Regions from separate parts of the Mus musculus genome. Here all the other regions are linked to region 1. The links are chromatin loops, found by intact Hi-C in ENCODE. Cell type or tissue: heart. All regions are shown on one strand.

Region 1 (8,000 bases):
CTTTTGCCAAGGGAACCATGTACAGCACCACAGAACATGGCACTGACAGGGACCAAGAGCAAGACGTGGCCATTCTGACTCGTCATCGTGTCATCACTGAAGGGCACAGAAGGCTATGTCTAACAACTGATATGACCATTTCAACAATGCTACTTTTCCCAGCCCCTGAAGTGAATCCACAACTCCTCCTGAACATAAGTCTATAGAAATGCCACTCTCTGCCCTAGGCATTCCTAGCTACCCAGTTCTTAAAGGGACTCAGCTACTTACCCTGTCTGAGGAGCACATGGCGCACAGCTGTGTCGACATAGTAGTTAACAGGGTCTCCACTGTGAATCATCAGACCATCCACAAACTTCATGGACTTGGCCCTCTGTCCTCGGAGCTTCCCAGACACCACAACCTCGCAGCCCTTGGCCCCACTCTCCATAATGAACCGAAGCACACCATAGCAGGCCCTTTGGAAGACAAGATTCATCTGGTATTACCAAAGACACAACCTGCCTATTTGGTTTTCACATTAACAACTCTCCAATGGTAGACAGAAGAAACAACCAGTTATACCAGAACAGCCATTCACTGACCAAATGCTTTCCAGCCTTGGCCTGCATACTAGAATCACCTCTAGAAAATTTTATACCCCCATGCCCAGGTCCTTCTCTAAGCCAGTTATCTGGGCTGGCCAAACTCAAAGAGAGGCATGTTTTTACATCTCTTACTAGTTAAACTATTACCATGCAGCATGCACATGACGTGACTGCATGGAGGCCAGGAGACAACTAGAGTCAGTTTCCTTCCTTTAGACACCAAACCCAGGCTGTCAGGCTCAACTTTGTCTGGTGGCCAAGGACCTTTGCTGTCAGGACAAGGTTGCAGAAGATCCACCACACTGTCTTGAGAGCTATGGATTAAAGGTGTGCAATACCACAAGCCACACCTGGCAGGAATATGCATTTTTTGAGAAGTACACAAAACTCTCGTAAGTGCAGGCCATGGGAGGCCCCTCCACCTCCAGAATCCACCCCACCAGGAAACCTAAGCATTAATAGCACCAAAAAACCCTTTTGCCTATACAACACTAGAAAGCTAGGAGTGGTGGCCCACACCTTTAATCCCAGCACTAGGGAGGCAGAGGAAGGAGGATCTGAGTTCGAGGCCAGCCTGGCCTAAGGTCACAGAGAAACAAAATCCGGTTAAAGCCAGGTGTAGTGGCACACACCTTAATTTCAGCAAGCAACCTGACTTGGAGGTCAGCTAGGCTATACAGTGAGACCCTGACTCTCAACAAAGAACCAAATTGGCCTTCTCAACATCTAATCCTTATAACAAAGGCAAGGTTGTACAACTCCTGAAACAATGTCAGGCCCCTTACCTGATCGTTACATCACTTCTCAGTGCCATAAAATTTACAGGAAACGTTGGGTTTTTGAGAGGGCCTCCCCTGAGACTAGCCTCTGTTTTGAGGCTAAGGCTGGCTTTGGAGCTTTGCATTGCTGATTTTCTACCTCCAGTGCGAAGATTGGGGGGTAGGCATTATGAACCCTGGCCAATTGCTAGTGTAAATGTCTTTCCCTTTAGAACTGCTATCTCTATATCCACACAGTGAATGCATTAGTTAGTAGAGCTGCATGACTTCTAGCTTGTTTTGAAACCTGCACTGCCAAAGCTACAACTCCCAACCAGATACTCCTCCCAGGTACAGTAACAGGCAGGATGCTTTCCTGCTCACCTATCAAGGGTCCTTGCTAAACCTCACAAAGCGGATGCCCCTCCCTGTTATGATTCTATCTACTCGTTTCATTCTCAACATACCCACAGCATTCCCTCGTCAGAGCACTGACCATTTTTTCGGGGCTCATCCCACAGCCCAGGCTGGTCCTCCCAGTGCTGGCATACAGGCATGTGTCACCAACAATAGGTCCTTCATCCACCAGCCTACTACTAGCCTAGTTAGCCTAACTAGGTTCAGTGGGGGGATGGGCTACACCACCAGAGACTAGATGATTCTGTCAATCAAGTTATTTGCTAACAAAAATGCTAGCACACACTAATCCACAGGAGGGCATGACCATCAAGTCTCAGGACACTCACCTTCGAACCGCAAGCCCTCCAAGGAGTTTGTAGCGTAGAGACTCTGCCTGGGCAATGGCACACAGACCTCTTGTGGCCACTTTCTCTGCATAAAGCTTTAAAGAAAGCAAAGTACATTCCTGTCACTCACCCATCTTCAATTAAGCCATTGTAATATCCCTTAGATACTCAAGTACCACGACTACCCACACAAGGCAGCGATGAAGGCTGAATCGCCCTTCTACTCTGGTTCCTCACAACCACACTAAGGATAGCCAGTCACCCATGCATTATTTCTACATTCGACCACCAGAATATCATACTGTTTGTGGTTTAAGACAGGGTCTCACTACAGCAGCCCTGACTAGCTCTGCCCCGCCGTCATCCTGCCTTCTGCGTGCCAGGACAAGAATATGGGCCCCCGCCATGCATGGCAATCGCTCTGCTTTTAAGGAAATTTTGGCAGAGCATCAAGTACCTGTGACTGTCACTGGCCATGTCAGGTTTTCAGAAGTACAATTCTATAGCAGAAGCCACATCCCAACTCAGTCTAAAACCCCCGGGAGATAAAGCAGAGGAACTCACCTCTACGCTGCCTTCAGGGAAGCCAAAGCGCTTCTGGACAACTGCGGTCAACTCTCTGATCCGACGACCCTTCTCCCCAAGAACATTCTGTGTCCTGTAGAGGGGAAGCGCAACCATTTACTCAAGATCCCACCTGCCGCCCACCACAACGCCAGCACACACGTTAAATGGAAGGTAAGTTCTTCCCAAATGCAGTTCTAACAAAGCAGTTACACCCACTGAGGCCAGATTTACTGCTTGGTTGGCCCAAGTTTACACAGCATCTCAGTACACACAGTATTTACAGGTGACAATCAATGGTATTTCTACCTGGTGGCTAAAATAATGATTTCTGTCCTGGTTGGTGTAACTCGGACTTCAACTCCAGAGTAGCCATCTTCAGCCAGCTCCCGAGTGAGAAATTCATTCAGCTCAGCTTTGAAGATGCCATCAGCTACAAACTGAACCAAAGGAAACAAGTTACCTCTGAGGTGAAGACAGGGTTAGTCAGAGCAAGCCCAATGGCCCTACAGAAAAGCAGCAACCCTTCTCAGACAAATGCCTCTTGGTCATCTTTAGGAAGTTTCTTTTGACCACAGTGCTTTCAGCTGTGCCACAGAACGCAGCATAGTGAGGCATCTTGGACAAAGACAACACTTCCTACTCAGACTCGTCATCACCTCTTCATCGAAGGGCTCTACGGCATAATCTACACCCAAGAGACAAAGAAAAATCTGTCTCCAAGTAGCACATGTACAGCTGGGACTGTAAGTTGTACCTCGGATAGGAGAGGAATCCTGACTCAAAACAGGTTTATCATCTGTGTGCATAAGCACAAACGACAGACCATCTATTTCTAAACCTGGCAACCTGCACACTTTTCCCCCATGAAATGATAACCACAGGGACGCTGCAGCTCCGGGTCCCGAGTGAACACGGCAGCAGTCAGTAAGTAGGCTTTCAACTATGGCCACTTGCAGGATCACGCGACTAAGAGAAGGGACTGCTAAACTTCACTTACTAAAGAAACTGGACTAGATCTGATGGCACACGCCCTCTAACTGTGCCACAGGATTACTATTATGGAGACCAAGAAACGCTCAAAGGTGTCTAGTCCGGAACTGGAGGCGCCCGGTGTTCGAGTCGGTCCAGAACTCGAGGAGTTTGTCCCTCCCTTGCCCAGGCACACAGCACTCGCCCGGCTCCGGCCCAATACACAATCTACGGCCATCCGAGGCTCGAAGAGACGGCAGGCGGCCCCAGACGCTCCACAGGACTGATCACGGAGCCACAGGCCTCCCTGGCACTTGTAGAACCCGCGGCGGACTCCCGAACCGGGCCCAGACGCTTACCTTCCTCTTCTTGGAAATCTGCACCGCCATCTTGCAGCCGCGCGCCGCTGAAAGGAAAGGAAGTGGCTCGCGGGCGGAAGTAGGTATATAGGGCGGGAGCAATGACGCCGCGCAGCGCGGCGACCCTTGCAAGTGTTCATGGGAAATGAAGTTTTGCATGGGAAATGAAGTTTTGCGTCTAAAACGGCGTAGGGGGGGTGTAACCTAGCAACCTGTAATGTAGGCGGAACAGGAAGTAGACATCTAGTTCCGGTCTGAAAGTGCTCTGTACTCAGCAAGCTTGGGGTTCCAGCACTAACGAAGTAGAGGGTCACAAGTTTAAGGTCATCATTGACTACATAGCGAATTCGAGGCCAGCTTGGCCTTTATGAGTTTCTGACTCAAAAGTAAAAACGTAAATAAATAAAAAATTTGAAAAGAGCAACCTTCAGACTAGAGGTGCAAACCACAGGCATAAGCACACACTAACAGATTTTACCACCTTCACGTTCACGCTAATGAAAACTTTCATTGAAATGTATTTAGAGGACCAGCTGGATGGCTCAGTAAGTTACAGAGTGAGTGGGACAGTAGAAAACCATGGCTGCGTATACATATATGCAAGCATAAAACACATGCGTGCGCACATGCACACAGATTTAATATTATTACAAAGGTAAACCCTGATCCATGAGATGGGCTTATTTGTAGGATTTCTGGTAGTGAGCACCTCCACTAGAACCTGTGGGAAAAAAAAATTTTATTTTTTGGTTGTTTTGTTTTGTTTTGTTTTTCCGAGACAGGAACTTTTTTGACTCGCAGCAGGGTGGAATACCAGCAGCAGGGGCTTGTCAAAATAATAAAGCACCAGGGCTTCGGGGACAGACTGTTGAATAGTATAAATCTAGGCCATAGGACCTTCCCTTCACACAGACCCTGATGTCCACACAAGCAAAAGTTCATTGCCCAGAGGCAGAACCTGCTGATATAACTTGTACTGCAGTGTGTGGCTCACTTCACACTGGAAACACGGGAGTCTGTTTCACCCTGTATTAATCCCACGGAACAAAAGTAAAAACTATTACTTAAACTCTTTTAGACAAATTAAGCAAGTTTTATTTTCTATCAGACAGGGCTATCTCCCTAAAGTGGAGTTTTAAAGAATAGCATCAAACATAGAAGTGGAATTTATATAACTCAAAATTTCTAAGACTAGGTGGTTTCCAAGGGAAGAGAGATTTCCAGGGGAATGTTGGCTACACAGGAACTTGGCAGAACATCTTATCAGGGTGGAAGTCAGGGTATAATGGAGTATGGAACATGTCAAATTCCAGAAAATGGGTTGACGACAGGATCAAACCCAAGTGTTACAGAAAACAGGAATGAACTTATTTTGACCTTGTAACAAGATGGCTTCTAATCATGGGACAGAGTCAGACTGGTCTGTCACCTGATGAAGCTGTTTCTCCATTTCTAGTGCACCACAGCCATGGCTGCCTTCTTATAACTATCTCCTTGTATCTGAAGACCTGTGCCAGCTACCCTGATGGCCGTGCTCAGAAAATTCAATGATGCCTCTCACACTAAAATCATGACTCAGGGCTGGAGAGATGGCTCAGTGGTTAGAAACACTGGCTTGCCTACCAGAAGACCCATGTTCAACTCCCAGTCCTACATGGCAGCTTACAACTGTGACTCCAGTTTCAGGTGCTCTGATACCCTTACACAGATATGCATGCAAGCAAAACACCAGCACGCATGAAATAAAAGTAAATACCTTTTTAAAAATGACTCTGCTGTTTATACTCAGGATGTCAATACTGATGGAGGGCACCTGACCTTGAGTGCTGAAGTCACAGCGGCCAGTCTCTGCCCTAGGTAAATTCCAGGGGTTCACAGTCTTATACACTTTCTCTCTTTCTTTCTTTCTTTCTTTCTTTCTTTCTTTCTTTCTTTCTTTCTTTCTTTTTTCTTTTCTTTTCTTTTTTTTTTTTTTTGAGACAGGGTTTCTCTCTGTAGCCCTGGCTGTCCTGAAACTCACTCTGTAGACCAGGCTGGCCTTGAACTCAGAAATCTGCCTGTCTCTGCCTCCCGAATGCTGGGATTAAAGGCGTGCACCACCACGCCTGGCTTCTACCTTAATTTTTGAAGTAGGGCCTCTTACTGAACCCGGGACTCTCCATTCCAGTTAGGCCTGCTGGCCATCAAGCTCCTAAAATCTTCCTGTCTCCACCTCCAAGGCTGAGGTAACTAACAGGCTTGTGTGACCATTACCCCACTTTACATGAGGGCTCCATGTATTTGAGCAGGACACTATAGTGGCAGGAGAATGTGAGAGGCAAAGTGAAGCAGGAACCTCTGAACTGAGCAAGGTGGCTCATGCCTGTAAGCTTGAAGTAGAATAAGGTAGGAAAACAGTTATTAGCTATTTGTCTAGAGACTCACTTAGTGACTTACTCAAAGCACTGCTTGTACTGCCTGTCTAGCAAGCATGACGTCATTTGCTACCTGGAATAAAATGATGTGGAGAAATCGCTGGGCCAATGGGTTACTGTGCTTAACTTGCTAACTGTCAAGTATGCTTCTGTGGAATCCTGCTTGCATTCCTGCCCCACCTTGTGTTTTAGGGTATAAAATGAGAATGCAAAGTAGACCAGGGAATCAAAGCTTTTCAGGGTCTCTCCTGGCTTCTGTCTATCTGGTGGCATCTCTCTTCCACTCTCGTTGGTATCAGAGGGCTTATTCCAGAACAATTCCCACAATAATCTAACATTTGGGAGGTGGAGCCAGGAGGATCAGGAGTTCAAGATTGTCCTTGGCTACAGGTGGAATGTCAAGGCCAGGCAGGGCTGCACCAGACATTGCTACAAAAATAAAACAAAACAATAGGAGAGGTGGCTCAGTGGTTAAGAGAACTGACTGAACTTTCAGAGGTCCTGAGTTCAATTCCCAGCAACCACATGGTGGTTCACAACCATCTGTAATGGGATCTGATACCCTCTTCTGGTGTGTCTGAAGATAGATACAGTGTACTCATGTACACTAAATAAATAATGAGAGAGAGGGGGAGAGAGAGAGAGATATGCATGGTGGCAAATGCCTTTAATCCCAGTACTTGGGTGGCAGAAATGGGATCTGGTGAGTTCAAGGCCATTTGGGACTACATAGTGAATTTCAGGACAGCAAAGTTACATAGTGAGACCCTGTCTCTCTCTCCCTCCCTCTCTGTCTCTCTCCCTCTCCCTCCCCCCTCTGTGTTAGAGACAGAGACAGAGAGAGCAACAGAGAGAGAGAAAGACAGAGAGAGACTTTAACCCAAATACTCACTCCTTATTCTTAGCAGCCAGTCTCCTTTTTAGTTAGTCCCTTGTCCCCTTCCCAAATAGATGATGATCCAGGCAAGAACTGTTCCCATCCTATAACCCTGCACCCCTTTTCTTCCCTACCAGCTTAATAACCTCCCCTCCACTTATTCTCTGCCATCCTTTTGGTGATCTCCCCTCATTCTGGCTCTTTGCTCCCAGATCAACATGGCACTCCCTTCTAGTTTGTGCCTCTTCTAGATGTTTCCGCAGCATCCTGTGTGCCCCCATCACACCCCTGGAGCTTTCATGGGGTGGCCAGAGCAGAGCTAAGTTTGTCTGAGGGTTTCTATTGCCGTGATGAAACACTGTGACCAAAGGCAAGTTGGGGGGAGGAGGTTTATTTGCTTACATTTCCAGGACTGGAACTCAACAGGGCAGGAACCTAGAGCTGATGCAGAGGCCATGACACTTGCTCCTCATGGATTGATCAGCCTCCTCTCCTATAGAACCAAGGACCACCAGCCCAGGGATAGCACCCCCACATCAATCACCTTCTAAGAAAATGTTTTACAGACTGGATCTTATAGAGCTCTCTCTCTCTCTCTCTCTCCCTCTCTCTCTCTCTCTCTCTCTCCTTTTTTGAGACAGGGTTTCTCTGTATAGCCCTGGCTGTTCTGGAACTCACTCTGTAGACCAGGCTAACCTCGAACTCAGGAATCTGCCTGCCTCT
Region 2 (8,000 bases), 890 kb after region 1:
CTTCCCTGCCCCCCTCTCAAATCTTTGGCAGAGTTGGGGGTATATACTAACACAATAGAATAAATTCAGTCATAGAAAGAAATGAGGTGGGCTGGAGAGATGGCTCAGCGGTTAAGAGTACTGACTGCTCTTCCAGAGGTCCTGAGTTCAATTCCCAGCAATCACAACCATCTGGAATGGAATCCAGTGCACTCTTCTGGTGTGTTTGAAGACAGCTACAGTGTACTCATATAAATAAAAAATAAATTTGAAAAAAAAAGGAAAGAAATGAAGTATGAATATACCACAGCTCTAGGGAAGTCTGGTCTACAGAGTGAGTTTCAGGACAGCCAGGACTATTCAGAGAAAGCCTGTCCTGAAAAAAAAAAAAAGAAAAAAAAACCCTAATAAATTATATATATAGGTGTGTGTGTATGTACATATATGTATAATTTATTTTGATATAATTTTAAAAGTACACAAATCAGAATCAGAGGGATTTGGTGTTTTACCAGCAGTCTGTACCCTTCAGCAAACACTGCACAGGGCTCGTTCTTTATCTGTGTTATTCTGAACACCACACTCTTTGACCCAAGAAGATCAATGAACTAAAAAATCCAGAGTACTGAGCTTGAATGCTGTTTCTGCCAATGATTCTGTGGTATCAGGCAAGTCAATGGACATTTGTTAAAAGAAAATGTTACCTGAGCATGTGGTACATGACTATAACCCCCTGGTCAGAGACAGGATAATTAAGTGTTTACATGATTCTGTCTCAAAAAAAAAAAAAAAAAAGGTGCACATGGGGGAGAAACAAATTAATCCTCCCTTACCCTAGTTTAATTCATTGGAGACACACACACATACACACACACACACACACACACACACACACACACACGCTGATTTCTATGCACCAGTTTGTTTGTTTGTAAACATGGTTTCTCCATTTAGCCTTGGCTGCTCTGGAGCTCACTTTATAAACTAGGCTGGCCTCGAACTCAGAGGTCTGCCTGCCTCTATCTCCTAAGTGCTAGGATTTCAAGTGTGTGCTCCCACTTCCCAGTCTGAAGCAGAGGGTTGTAAGTGGTACTCCCCTCAAGCATAGCAGGGTTCCCAGACAAGGACCCCAGTTCAATTTAGTGAGAGCAGCCTCACGTCTGTAGGAACTTCAGACAACTATGTTTGTGTCATTTAAGAACATCTACTAAAGAATTATGCCACCAGGATTTCAGGCCTTACCCAAGAGCAGCACCAGTATACTTAAAAAAGGGATGATAACCAAAAGCTAAAGCTAGATTGAATTCTAGTTCTACCACATACCAGTTGGGTGACTTTTGATCTGATATAAAATTTCCTTACCAATAAATGGGGAGGAATATATATTTTATAGGACTGTAGGTAAATTAAACCAAATCTCATAATTAAGTTGTAGTGACAGTGCAAGCGTAAGTATTACTATATTATCTATGAATATATTGGAATTTTTAAGTACAATTTGAAAAACCAAATGATGGAAACTCAAGAAAATTCATAAACTTGGAATTCATAAAGTTGGAATAAACAAGTATACATAAAATTTAGTGAAATTGAAGCAAAAAAGCAGGACAAACACTTCTAACCCCAGCATTATGAAGCCCAGGAAAAAAGGACTGCCTAGAGCCAGCCTGAGACACAGTTGCAAAAATAACCCCAAAAAACAAAACACAAGAACAAAACAAAAAAAAATCAGTTTGGGTATGGTGGTGAATGCCTACAATCCCAGCACTCAGGAAGCAAATTCAGGAGGATCCAGATCAGTCTGGTCTACATAGCAAGTTCCAGGCCAGCCACAGCTGTACAGTAAGACCCCTGTGTCCATCAAACCAAGGTAGGAAGGAAATGGTAAGTAAAAAGCCAGCAAAAGGAGAAATTTTTTTAAAAAAGCTTTGAAACAGACAGAAATGAGATTTGTCAAATCAGGACTGAAAATAGAATCCTAGAGTGACAATATACACAACTCAAGGGTAAGTAGGGTGATGCCCATAAACCAAATGCTAGTCTCTGTCTAGACACCCAGTCGTACTCCCTGGAGCCCTACCAACTAACCTTTTAGTATGCCTCGCTTAGTAGCAGGAATGCTTAAGTCTTGGTTTTCACATTTACTAAAATAAAATATTTCCTCTGCCTTTGACATACAGAGCAAAAATACAGATTTCTAGGACTCTCAGGTTCCTCAGCCACAAGGCACAGTGGAAAAATGGGACAGTAAGTTCTCTTTCAGCTTTATGATTCTAAAAGGAAGACTCTCTTTTACTATTACCATGAGACTTCTTAGAAAGGCTAGGCACCAATAAGGAAGCAGAAAAGGAAATGAGACACTTGAGGATCACACAGAGAAGCATTTTTCTGTAGGGTCTGGTGACTGAGGCACACCTGTAATCTCAGTACACAGGTGGGTGAGGTAGGAGGACCAATTCCAGGCCAACCTGGGCTATAAGCAAGGCCCTGTATCAAACAAAGAAAGAAAGGGCATCTTCCTAAAGCATTATCTTTTCCAGGACAAGCAATGACCTAAATCAATAAAACCAAAGCAGTTACTTAAAAAGGATAAAGAACCAGCAACTATAAAATTGTTTAATGAGTAGATCTGCTCTTGGTATGGTTCTCCCAATTAATCATTTTCAGAAAACTTAAGTTTGATAAAGGGAGGAGCTGAAGTTCACTTAAACTTACCTGAAACATGTAGAGTTAGTTTTAAAACTAGCATTTAATATATCTGTACAGGTGAGTGCCAGTGTACTGAAAGATCCAACTGTAATTAGGAAAAAAACAGCTCCTAAGCGAGGTGTGGCAGGAGGATCAAGAGTTCAGGGTTAGGCTTGGCTTATAAAGTGTGACCATATCCCCCCCTTCCCCCAAAAAATTAATAACTAAAAAAAAAAACACATGAAGAATCATTACATTTATTTTTATACTTCAGGCTAATTTTCCAAAATAATGGTATAGGTCAGCTTCCAAATTTTCTTTATGTTAAAAGTTCAATCTTTATGTCTTTTCGAGACCAATCTTTATTTTATCTTATAACAAGCTTTCCATTTTACCTGCTATTATGCCTCCTCAGTCAATTTTTTTCTATTATAGATCATAACCTCTTGGATTCAGATTTTACCAATCATTTTAATAGCAGGACTCTCTCTCATCTCCTATACTCAGTCTTCACAGAACTGCATACATCTTTTCTTGCCTTTTGGTCAGTCTGTGGAAATTCTTGAAATATATCTACCAGCTTCTCTCTCCAATCCCAAATCCAACATAGGTCTCTTTTCTCTTTACCATCAGTAGTCCTCCAAATAGCCCAATGACTATCCAGTTCTCTCTGCCTTCCAGCAGCTCTTACTAGGATGTTCAACTATCACGATTTCTCCAGCAGGCAAGCATCCTATAACTATAAATGACACAGCCTGTCAGGGATCTAAATTTCTAAAGTTTCTTTCATTAGCTCAGCTTTTATATTGGGAGTGTAGCTCAGTGATGTGGCATTTATCTAGTTCTGGGTTCCAGCCTCAACACCACAAAAATTAATAAATGTTTCTAACCCACACACATAAGCACACACACACACTCAAGCCCTACTCCCTTTCCAGCAAACCATTTACTCCCATTTTATTGTTAAGTGGTTACTCCCAGTGCTTCACTAAGTCTAATTCTTAGACCAATAGATAGTTTCCCTCAGGTCCCATTTGCTTGGCAAAACAAAACAATTGACAAAATCTTCTTTGGTTTTCAGATTTTACCTCTCCAGTGCTTCCATTTAACAAATCCTACTCGAAATTATTTCTCAGTCTCTGGGATATCAGTGGTCACTGTTCCAAACTCAGCTGTCTTCCTCATCACACCCCCCCTATTTCCCTAGCCTCTGGGCTCACTCCCTTGATAACAGTCCCCTAGCCATGTTCTCTGTCTTTCCTTAGGCCTATTCTCCAAGTTTTCTGATTCACCCCCTCATTCTCTGAACTTGACTCTTACACTTCTGGAAACTTTCTCTAGAACCTTCTACTCCCTAGTCTTTGCCTCAGATGTTTTCTATAACCCTCAGGTAAAAACCTTCTTACTCCTGGCTCACTTACTTGATTCCCCAAACCCGTCAACTTTTCTCTCAGTCATTCCCTATTCCCCTCAACGATGCCAGATTTCTCCTCATCTCACTGATTCACTCTTTCTCCCAGACTCATCACTTCTAGAGTTGATTCCCGTCATCCCTTAGATTATCCTTTCATTTTCTCAACCTTGTCCTTATTCCCCTTCTCCAACAATGTTATCAGTCCTCCAGTGGACTACTCCCTTAGCGCCTCACCTAGTCCCCAAATCTACCTTCTACTCTATCTAAACACCTCCAGGCCAAGGCCAGCATTTCCTCCAATTCACAGCGTCCCTTCCCGTGGCACTCTGAATGCCCAGACACCAATCTCCAATGGCCTGGGCCTGGTCTCCTGGGAGAGTGGTACAAGTCACGTACCCCATCCGCATCTTGGCTCCGCTCTGACTGCCCCCGCTGCCGGGTAGAGGAGGGCGAGAAGGTAGGCGGCCGAGGTGCATGCTTTTTTCAAGGGCCGACATCAAAGGGAGGCCGCACGTCGACAACAGTGGCCCAAGGTCCGTCCCACGATACGTGCAGTACAACCGGTCACAGCTCTCTCCTCTAACGACGCCCAGTCGCCTTTGGACAGCAACCAGCCACCGGCAGCGCCGCCTACCGCCCACTGGCTCAGTAAGCCCCGCCCCCTCGCCGCAGCGCTTCCACCGGAAGTGCGCAACAGCCTTCGCACAAAGGAAACTGGGTAACGGAGTCTGCGGATCTCTCAGACTCCTATCAGAGAACTCGACAACCCTAGCAGGAAGAGACCTCTTGAAGGCAATGCATGCTGGACAATGAAGTCCTCAAATAGTGTATCAATTTGCGCTTGCGCAGATGCAGGTGCCCTGGTCCAACTTGGCCAAGGTAGGGAAGCAAAGCATCATGGGTGTTGTAGTCCATTTGCAGGGGCTCTAATTGGCGCCTTCTTTTGGCACCGCTTTCCGGGAACTGTTGGTGAAAGAGTGTTTCTTCCTGCGTCCCAGGCTTCCCAGCGGCGCCCGTTGCCGGGGAACGCAGGCGCCGTGGGAAGGGATGGCGGGAGCGTACAGCTTAGGAGCTGGCACCTGCGTTGAATTTGTGACGAAGGGCCCAGGCTCGGGATGAAACAACGGAAAGGCCAAGGGCCTGGGGGCGGCCGTGGGCGCAAAAAGAGAGGTAACTTTATTTCTTTAAGGTTGAGAAAAGCATAAAAGGGCTAAAGAATTCTAAGGAGACTTCCACCCGCTCCGGTTAAACAAAACAAAACAAAACAAAAGAGGACGGAAGAGAGACTAACTAGGGAACCAGAAAGTTAAGAGAATTTTTTTTTTTTTTAAAGAATGGAAAGGAAGTAGCGCCTGAGGGTCGATAAATGAGGCAAGTGAGGATTAATAGATACGGATAGGAGAACAACAAAATTAAACGTGCTCTTTTTACGACAGGGATACACGTATGTGTGTTAGAGGTATTCGGAGTAGGGGGAAGGGACATAACTCTGTCCGGAAAAACCTTAGATGGTGAAAGGGTGTGTGATAGAGGACATCGTGAAACCTGTAACCCAAGCTTACTCAAAAAGCAAATAAAACCACTTATATATATATATACCCTTCTACTTCTCTGATTTTTTCCTTGGGAAGCGATTGCGCTTCATAAGAATATACTGAGATCTCATCAGGAATCAATACAAGGAGTTTTTTCAACTAAAACAGTTTGTGTCCTGTAGCATGAAGAAAAAGATCTACCATAAAGCGCAGGGATAATTCGTTGAAATGGAAACATATGTGCATATATGGACTGCTCCTCACTTAGAATGACTTGAATCCAACTTAAATCCTCTTAGTTATCCAGCTCCTATAAGGGGGCCCTATGAACCCCAGGCTGGCCTTGAACTTGATCCGCCTGCAGAAAAACTCTTGGTTTTTTTTGTTTTGTTTGTTTGTTTGTTTGTTTTGTTTTTAAGTCTTCTCTAAATCTTTCAGAAAAGGTACTGACTGAAAGGAAAGCCAGAGTTGTAACTGATCGCTTCATTTACATATTATTCATCACCTTTCTGAACTCTAGTAAGATTTGACGTTAACATTTTGAACCCAGAACCAAAGGTAGCAGCAAACCTAAAAATGTTAGTCTCTGTCCTTGACTGTATGGTCTTGACAGCAAAGACAATTTAAGAGTGAGATAAAGAGCCTGCTGTGGTGGGCTAGCCTTTAAGCCCAGTACTTGGGAGGCAGAGGCAGGCAGATCTTTGTGAGTTCAAGGCCAGCCTGGTCTACAAATCAAATCTAGGCCAGCCAGAGCGGGTTACACTGAGGATCCCTGTCTCAAAACAAACAAACAGAACAAAAAAAGAGTGAGGTTAAGAATAATGTATCTTCTCCATTATTTTATTTATTCATTTTACATCCCAGTTGCTGCCCCCTCTACCGACCTCACAGAGTCCCTCTCCCACGATAACGTATCTTAACTGTGGTCAACTATGGATTTACAACAGTATTAAACAAAACTTCCAACTACGGAGATTTTAAAATCTGTCCACTGGTTTTATTGTCTTTATGCTTTTCAAATAATATCTTTCAATTAAAGAAAAGTTTGGATTAACATAAGTGACCAGGTAGGTTATTTTATGGCCTGTTTTTCTAGTTACTTCTCAGTTCTGTTAGGAAAAGCCTTCTCTGTCGACACTGAGTTTTATTTTTCATTCAAAGAATATATAGGGTATATAGACCTTATCCCAGCTCTCAGGAGGAAGAGGCAGGTGGATCTCTGCGAGTTTGAGGCCAGGCAGTTTTAAGTAAGTGAATTCCAGACAAGCCAGGATTACCTAGTAAGATGTCTAAAAAAAAGAAAAAAAAAAAAAAAGAAAGAAAGAAAAAGAAAAAAAAAGCAGAAAATTCTGTTTTCCATAGTTGGACCAGATTTTGACTGAGTGTGTTGTATTCCTCGTAGGTTTGAGTGACATTTCACCGTCTACAAGCCTGCCACCTCTGGTTGAAGGGCAGTTACGCTGCTTTCTCAAACTCACTATTAATAAGGTTGTATGGAAGATTGCGAAGCCTCCTACTTCTGTACTTGTCCGAGTAAGGTGGTGGGGAGAAACATCCGATGGAACCCTCTTTTGTCCCAGAGATGCATTACAGACTGAGCCAAAAGCTGTGAGAACAACTACCCGTTACGGGATTCGCTGTGGTCCAAAGCAGTTTACCTCGTATCTGACAGGTATGGCTTTGTTGTATTGTCTTAACTGCAAACCTGACTTGAAACGTGCTTGTTGTCAGCAGCCCATCAATTAAACAGACACCATCTTTAAACTGTCTTTCCTGCCAAGAACATACAGTCAAGGACAGAGACTAACATCTTTTGATTTTCCCACCACTTTTTAGAGCTGGGTTCATAATAACTTTGAATCTCACCAGATTTCAGAAGGATGGTAAATCAAAAGGTAAATGGTATTTATTTGTAAAACTTGAACCCTCAAAGGAGGAGGATTAGCAAGTCAGTAAGAAAAAAAAATGTCTCTTTTAATACAGGAATCAACACTCATGCATTTGTCAGTACATCCTGTGAGATAACTATACATCATATGAACATTCAAGTTGGCATGAGAACTGTAGGATTTAGGGAAAGTAACTTTACATTTCTGACCTATCTCCTCACCTGTAAAATGAGATCAGATGCCTGCTCTTTGACCTTTGGGTGTTTCCTGAAGAAGCAGCATGCTTGAGTTGAAAGAAACACAGCTGAAGTCTAGACAGTTACGTTTGAACTCTAACTTCAGACCTGGATTGTTGTGTGATGGATGCTAGGAGGTGGTGTTTGTTGTTGTTGTTTCGAGACAGGGTTTCTCTATATAACTCTGGCTATACTGGAACTCACTCTGTAGACCATGCTGGTCTAGAACTCAGAGATCCCCCTGCCTCTGCCTCTGTCT
Region 3 (8,000 bases), 380 kb after region 1:
TAGAGCCTGCTCTTCACCCCTTTCTGTCCCTGAAGGTAGAATATCAGCTCGATTATTCTCTCCGAAGTAACCATAATCTCAGCTGTTAGTAATGTTTCCTGTAGAACTATCATTTATTGAGTGCCTACTGTGTGCTAGGCAGTGCCCTACATGCACTTACATCCACCCATTCTGTGTCTGTCTCAGGATAATGCTGTATAGACAAGAAAAGGAATTTTTCAGAAGCCAGAGAGCATAAGTCAGAACACACTTAAAACCAACTTTTTAGTTTTTTAAACTTAAAAGCATGTTTCCAGTTTGACAATGTGATTTTTATAAATATTGAGAGAAAAAAATATTGAGCACCAAAAAAACTTGACACTGAAACTAAGGCATATAAGGAAAATAGACCTGGGATATCTCATAGTAATATCACTTTATGCCATATTACATTGCATTATTTAGTTTTTATACCTACATATTTTCCATATGTGTACAGATGATCCGCCAGATACTGAATTCGCTAGACATTTTGTTTTGTTTTTCTGAGACAGGGTCTCACCATTAGGTCTAGCTGTCCTGAAACTCACTGTGTAGACAAATTGGCTTCAAACTCCCAGAGATCCACCTACCTCTGACTCCTTAGTGCTGGAACCAAAGGTGTATAATACCATGCCCAGCCTCTGAATCGCTTAGCATGTACTCAGTCCTGTTCTACACACTTAGAATATACCTCTGAATGAAAGAGACAAAATGTTCTTGGCAAGGCTATGTTCACATGATCACTAAAGAATAGCAGATTAGATTTCATCCTCGATTAAGCAATTCCTGGCCACTCCAGTTGTAAGGGTCCAAAAATCACTGAAAGAAGACCCCAGGCTCAGAGAGTATACAAAAACAAAGAGCATTTATTCTGCAGAAACACCAGCATGCAGGGGCCAACCATTCTTTGAAATGGTGACCCCAGATAAACGCATGCAGGCCTTCTTATAGAGAACTGAGGGAACTCTCTAGAAGGATTAGGTGATCTAAAATTTCATTGGTAGGTGCTGGGGGTGGGGGTGGGGGGGGTCATAGGTGATCAGAAGTCTACATTCCCATGTCATGAGCATTCAATCGTGTGATGAAATAGGGCTGACCAGTGCAAATGGCCCATTCTGAGATCAGATATTTTCCTATTTTTGTGGTTATCTCCAGGCTGTTCTTTGGGAGAGGGTTTTCTGATCTTGTTCTGGATTTTATGGTCTGTTCCTAGAGCTGGTGCCTTATGACCTACTTTCTGGGACTTATGGTCTATTCCTGAAGCTGGTGTCTTATGGCTTTTTGGAAATCAAGCCTGGTCCTCAAAATGGAGACAAATGGGTGGGAAGTCCTTAAATGGGGACACATGGGGTTTCTATTGTCCTTTCACAGTTGTGTGTCTCATAACTTTTGGTTGTTACCACTCATCCCTCTTGTCACTTCTCTGTTTTTTTAGCACCCAGGTCTACTGGTACCCGCTCTGTGAACCTCCCTTGGTCCTTGCTTCTGCCTTCCTTGCAGACAAAGCAAAGTACGCCTGCAGCATTTTGCTTATGCATCTGTTTAGTTGAGGTAGCATTTATCAAGTGTCATCCTTCTGTAGGCCATGTCCTGTTTGAGATGCTGGAGATGAAGAGGTTACTGGAACCTAGGCTTGCCCTTGGAAGGCCTCAGCCCGGGGTGGGTGTAGTGGGGAACCGTCAGAAAAGCAGATCACTCTGATACATTGTAATCGAGTACCTCCATTAAGAAATAGGCCTGAAGGCTAGAGAGATGGCTCAGCAGTTAAGAAGGAGCACTTGGTATTTCTGCACAGGATTCCAGTTCAGTTCCTAGCATGCATTTGAAGGCTCACAACCATCTATAATTCCAGTTCCAAGTGATCCAGTGCCCTCTGTTATCGCCTGTGGGCATTGGGTGCACATGCACACATGTAGGCAAAACACATTAAATAAATTTTTTAAAAAAATGAAGAAGCTATCAAGAAATGAAGTGGGCCTGAGACGGTAGCAGAGGGTCAATCTGGGAACAGGGAGGTACAGGAAAAGAAACTGCCTGAATCACGATAAAGGCACAGGAAGGGAGTGTGCTGATGGCTGCCAATCAGGAGCATCAGTGCCTGTGTGGGGGTCCCATGTGGGGGTGATGCAGGCACACAGTTGTAGGAAAGAGACAAATAGACCAAAGATGCTGTGTGTTGGAGCTAGGAGGTACCAAAGTCAGCTTGACGTTAGCTTTCAAGTTTGAGAAAGGGTCCAGCGGTAGCTGAAGTTAACCCTTAAATCTGGACCTTGAACTTTCATTTTCTACCCTGAAGATAAGTTCATTCTCCTGCTGGGCGACATTCTAGAAAAATGTAACTAGGAGCTATGTCCCCTTCTGGGCCCTTTAGTTGCGTACCCATACCTTCCCATCTGTTATTATTCCTCATGCTGAGTTGGGATTCCTGTAATTATTTACGTCCTGGGTCATGCCTGAGATGGATTTATCCTTTGTGTTAAATGTATAGAGTTTATTTTTTCCCAGACTGGGTCTTCCCTTTCAGCTTTGACTTTTCTGCTTGGGCTCTGCAGAGATGTATTTCACTGAAATGACATTCTAGATGGCCCCTTCCTTTACCATTGGCCCTTTCTGTAGCCCGCTTAAACAATGCAGCTGCACTCTACTGTGCAACAGTGTAGCTCTTGTAAAGTTATGCCCATGTCTGTCTCTGTATCTTTTGGGTGTGCACAGGTGTGATATTCAGGATCAAGACCAGGGCCTTGAACAGACTGACTGCATTCCCTGCTCCCTGTCTCTTCATAGCTACCCCATCTTTTTCATGGAATTGCTTTCATTCTCTTATCCCCACTACACATGCCCTGACCCTTCTTCATACACAGTTTGGAGCATAAGGCTCCAATGATCCAAAATGTCGGATACAATTGCTAAGGTTCAAGAGTGCTTAACAATGGGCTAAAAGGAATTACATGATCTCTTTTACAGGTAAAGAGACAGGTAAAGAAACAAAAGCAAAAGGAAGGCAAAGAATCATTCCCGAGGTCAAAGATCAAGTAAGTACCAAATAGGCTTGTACCTACGCCCTAGTATCCTGGTGAATTGTGGGAGCCTTCCTAGTGGCTGCCATCTCTAGCATTTTCCTGACAGTGATTTACGCAGGCGCTCCCTGGCTAGCTGTCTGTCTCCTGGCTAGCTGATAGATTGGTTGATCTCCAGAGAGGTATCCTGAAAAACAAATCAACTGGTTTGTACCTGGTCACCTGCTCTTTTTTTTTTTTTTTTAAAAAAGAGAATTCTAGGCTCTGTGTCAGGTGTTAGGGTGTTCTAGTCTGGCTCTCTGTTGCTGTGATAAAAACACTGGCAAAAAAAAAAAAAAAAAAAAAAAAAAGCAACTTAGGGAGAAGAGGGGTTTACGTGTTTTACAGATCCTGATCACAGTTGTCAACCAGGGAAGCCACGGCAGGAACTAAACAGGGCAGGAACTGAAGCAGAGACCACAGAGGAACGCCTACTTACTTAGCTTGCTTTCTCCCACAACCCAGGATGCTTTCCAACTGAGACCTGGGCCCTCCCCACATCAGTCATTAATCAAAAACCATGTGGCACAGGCTTGTCCATAGGCCAGCCTCATAGAGGCATTTTCTCAGTTTATGTTCATACTTCCGAGATGGCACTAATTCTAGTTAGGGTCTGTTGACAAAAACAAACAAATCAGGACGTGAGTTGATATAGATGAGGTAATCGGAGGGGATCAGAATGCACACAGGCTCCTCACTAAACCAGAGAGCCCAGCCTTTACTTCCTCATCCAACAACAGGTTCCAAAGGAATCTGTTATGTGCTGGATTTGTGTTAGGATAAACAAACAATTAACTATGTAACACTGCTCTTTCCCTCGAGGGAAATTAGAGAGATGAGATTTACCTGCATCCTTTTGGTCCCAGGAGTACCACCACATCCTTCATCAGACTCTCATGTCTCTTAGGTACTTCTGATGCGCTAGATCCCACGGGGAGATCAGAGGCAATAGACTGACATGTTCAAACCCAGAGGTTCCCAGTCCCCTGGGGGGAGCTTTGCAGGGTTGCTGGTTATCTTGTGAGGTCGGAAGTGCTTGAGTCATAAAGGAGAAAATTACAAAGTGAATGAATTAGCTCAGAGTCTAGCAAAAGGACGATCGTTCCCCCCACCCCCCTAGAGAGATCAGTAAAGGCTCTCAGAGGGGTGGCATGTGCTGGGGTGGGGAAAGATGGCTTTCCTCCACGGACCTTATCCATGGCTTCAGGTCATCCTCACCACGGCTTTGTAGCAGAAACTAGAGCCGCACTTGAGTTCCTTGTTCAGGAACTGCCCACTTCCTTCTGCCTCACCTCAGGTTTGTCACTCCAAGGAAACCTTTTCCCAGGACACCTCGCTCCCTGCTTCCTCACTGCCCCTGTCATTTATGGATTCTTCCTATATACTCTAAGACTGAAGTCTCACAGCCTTCACTTAACTCCCTTCCTTCAGCCAGGGGGCCTCAGATGGTCTCACATTATCTGAAGCTGCCCCAAAGCAGGTTTTTTGATAACTAAAGTCTGTCAAGGAAAAATCTCTAAGTTTCACAATTTAAGAGACTCAGATCTCTGAGAGACAGGCCCCGCAACTGAATTTTAAGGGGTGAGATCAACCAAGGTGGACAGAGTGAGAAGGGATATGCTTTGCGGAAACAACACTAAGCACTAAGCACACGGACAAAGCTGGGAACACTGTTCACCACATACCCTCCAGGCTAAATGGACAGGAGTGGCTAGGCTGGCAAGGTAGGGTAGAGATGCCAAGGACCTTGGAGAACAGGTTTCAAGAACAAGATGGGGGGCCTTGGGTTCAGTAGCAGAGCACTTGCCCATTGTGTCTGAGGCCCTGGGTTCCATCTCCAGCAAAGCAAAAGCAAAATGTTTGTTTAGCTTAACAAACAAAAATGACTAGGGCCTATGGCTTTCCCGTGAGAATCCAGTCAGAAGAGTATGGTGGCAGTCTAGGTGGGGTACAATCTGAGGATGAACGAAGGCGGTGGAGAAGGGTAGTCTGCTAGACCATTGTGAATGGAAATTTTGCCACAGCAAATGACCAATAGAAGCAGAGGATAAAAAGAAAGGCTCCAGCCCCAGAACAGGGTCAGGCCACATTGGGCAGTCCCCTGCTGTGCATTGCCAGGCAACAGCAAATGCTTGTTGTTAGATTTGTAAAGCTAAGTAATAATAGTATTCTGGTGGGTTTTGTTTGTTTGTTTGTTTGCTTGTTTGTTTTTGAATAGAATTTCTTACTTTAACCCGTGAAAGTCAAAGGATTTTCATCATAGAAAACCAACAGGAGCCTTAGAGTTGACTATCTTCCCAGATATGTTTGGTTTGGCCTGCACATTGTTTCAAAAACGATAGATGAGTTGCTCATGCTTAAATAATCGGGTTCCATACCCTCCCCCTCCAAAAAAAGACAACCAGACTTCTCTTGGGGAAAAAAGGAGGGGCTGGGGGGGTGGGGGAATGTGGCAATGTTGACTCAGATTTCTGCTTGGCAGCAACTGGGAAGGACTGAATAGGAGCTGCTCCTGCAGGCATGTACACACACACACACACACACACACACACACACACGTGCGCGCGTGCACACGCACACATGCACACACATACACACACACACATACACACACATGCACACACATACACACACACACACACACACACACACACACACACACACACACACCCTCTGCTTCCCTCCTGTTGCTGGCACCCAGATTTCTTTTCTCTCTCCCACAGCTTACCCAACTCCTACAAAAGCCTGTATTTGCCACAGTTAGCTACTTACGTAAGTTTTTACAAGGTCTGACACCAGACAAACAAGGACCAATAAATACATACAGATGATTAGATAAATCCCAGGGGGTTTTTGTGTTTGGTTGGTTTGGGTTTTGTTGTTGTTGGTTGTTGTTGTTGTTGTTGTTGTTCTATTGTTGTTGTTGTGGTGGTGGTGGTGGGATTAAGCTCAAGCTCTTGCACACGCCAGGCAAGGCCCCTACTGCCCTCAGCTCTTAGTCATTATTCCTAAACTCGGCAAGCTCTTTAACTTCCTGTTTCCTGAGTGACAAGTGCTACATTCCACTGTGATTAGGGGGAGCAACTCTTCTGAGGAATTATTCTGAGGACAGTAACAACATGAGCTTTAAAAATAAAAGCCCAACTCAAACCCTGGAGGCAGAACCTCTTCCCAATTTCTGTCTGTATACATGCACGTACACACATTTCTTTCTGCATACATGTATGTACATACATGTACAACCAGCAGGAAGTGAAAGGTTATTTCCTTTGTATTATTTTTATTTCTTAGGTGGTAGAGAAATGGGCCAGTCAGGATGTACAAAATGTCTTCCCTATTGTAGCTGTCCCTCCTTCTCCTCAGTGGAGGAGCCCCTCCCCTAGGTTCCAACTACCCTTCCTCCAGATGGGGTTAAGGCCGCCCATCTTTCTCATTCTCTCCTCCTCAGATCTGCTCCCTCCTCTTGGTGACAGATATATAGGCGAGCCTTTCTCATCCCGTTAACAATGGTCATCCCAGAAGACTCTCATTGTGTGCTAGTCAGGTGCTGTTTGCTCTCCCAAACCCACTCCCAAGCCTCTCTCGTTATATCATCACAACAGTTCCATGGAAGACGTCCACTTACTCTCTGCATTTCATAAAGGGAGAAACTGAGGCAGTGTGGTGCAATGTTAAGTAATTTAAGTGTCCAAGGCCACCCAGTAAGTATCTTGCCAGTATTTGGCCTATGCTCTGCATGTAGTGCCTGCCCTCCAAGGCTGGGACCAGCGTGAAAGCATTGGCTGCTTTTGCTCCCTTTGTGAGCCAGGAGCGTATCCCCAGATATTCCCCACACCCCACATCCCCAAATCCTACCCTGTCACCTGCTTCCTCTTCACCATGCCTTCCTGCTTATCTCAGCCTTCCCTTTCCCAGCACAGGTCTTTGGAAACTTTGCTTGTGGTTACCTTGCTCGAATTACTCTGCCTTCCTCCCTCTCCCAACTCCTTGGTATTTAGTTGTCCCTTTCCCTGGAAGCCTACTGTTATTCCTCATGGCCTGTGTTAGGGGTTAACCTTACCTGGCTTCCCAGCCCCTTCTCTCGGGGTGCTTTCTCTTTCTCCTGGTTTAGTTCCTGTGTTACGTGGGAACCTCGCACTGGCCTGGTACAGCACACTCCCTACTTGCAGTACCCATTGCCAGCCTCATTCATTGGCACCAATTTTGTCAGGCCTCCTTTCTCAAGCATAGCTCTTGTGCAAAACTCAGAAGTTGACTATATCTTCCAGTCACCTACAGTTTGAAAGCACAGCCAATTCCCCGAACCCCACTCCTCATAGCAAGTGCCCTTCAGGGGCAGGCACTATCTTTCCTGTTCTGCCTCTCTGGAAGAGTCCTTGACACACCCCCCTTCCTGAGACTGACAGCTTCTTCTTGAGCACCGCAATGCCCTCAGTTCTACGCTTCTTCCTTTTTGGACCATTTATTCTTCTCTCCGTCAGTAAATTGAGTTTACCCCTCAAGCCGGATTTATCCAGTCTAAACTTGGTTTGTGCATCACTTTTCCTAAAAAGTGAGCCCCATTTCTCTGAACTGGGTTAAAACAACGACAACTCGGCCCTTCACATGAGATCTGCCCACTCCTCTGAGAAGGTAGGATTGTCACTCCCCACTTTACTTTGAGTTTCTCAGTGGAAGAGAGGAACTTGCTTATCACACAGCAAGGCAAGGATTCAAGCCAGGTCCGTCCAAGCCTAATCTAGTATTCTGCTGAATGAAGACTGGTTTGAATTGGAAAACCCAGGTCCCACCTCCCTGATCTGTTCTCAGCAGCCCCATTTCTGAAGCAAAGCCTCTTGGTCCTTAGATGTAGGATGCTCAGGACACAGTGGTCTTGTTAGGCTCGTGAGTGTTAGGCACTGGGTGAAGGGGTCCCCTGCCCTT

What was found. Peaks named below come from ENCODE experiments on the same cell type or tissue, not always from the same donor. Only the 100,000 strongest peaks of a DNase experiment are listed, where the experiment ranks them.
Region 2: it touches region 1 in a loop (8-fold over the local background); 2 of 42 quality-filtered maps call a loop at or near these places.
Region 3: it touches region 1 in a loop (3-fold over the local background); 11 of 42 quality-filtered maps call a loop at or near these places.

Annotation. Positions count from the first base shown.
Region 1 is chr7:99,479,606-99,487,605 of GRCm38, forward strand. Rps3 (ribosomal protein S3) reads right to left here and starts at 4,104. Exons shown (of 7, transcript NM_012052.2): 1 at 3,987-4,104; 2 at 2,965-3,095; 3 at 2,656-2,749; 4 at 2,092-2,186; 5 at 271-458. The coding sequence starts at 4,016. Snord15b (small nucleolar RNA, C/D box 14B) reads right to left here and starts at 102; the gene lies at 1-102. It overlaps Snord15a (small nucleolar RNA, C/D box 15A), which reads right to left and starts at 3,327; the gene lies at 3,180-3,327. In heart, no CTCF peak of the experiment used is centred here; a DNase peak (open chromatin) is centred at 4,116; H3K4me3 peaks cover 3,111 bases; H3K27ac peaks cover 2,347 bases.
Region 2 is chr7:100,367,246-100,375,245 of GRCm38, forward strand. Ppme1 (protein phosphatase methylesterase 1) reads right to left here and starts at 4,651. Exons shown (of 14, transcript NM_028292.2): 1 at 4,478-4,651. The coding sequence starts at 4,578. C2cd3 (C2 calcium-dependent domain containing 3) reads left to right here and starts at 4,988. Exons shown (of 33, transcript NM_001017985.3): 1 at 4,988-5,251; 2 at 7,019-7,288. The coding sequence starts at 5,197. In heart, a CTCF peak has its summit at 4,728; a DNase peak (open chromatin) is centred at 4,846; H3K4me3 peaks cover 3,027 bases; H3K27ac peaks cover 2,601 bases.
Region 3 is chr7:99,859,305-99,867,304 of GRCm38, forward strand. It overlaps Xrra1 (X-ray radiation resistance associated 1), which reads left to right. Exons shown (of 19, transcript NM_001164258.1): 2 at 2,986-3,053. It also overlaps a transcript of Spcs2 not described here. Among named protein-coding and RNA genes, the nearest start is that of Xrra1, 4.1 kb to the left of the region's middle. In heart, no CTCF peak of the experiment used is centred here; no DNase peak of the experiment used is centred here; H3K4me3 peaks cover 325 bases; H3K27ac peaks cover 894 bases.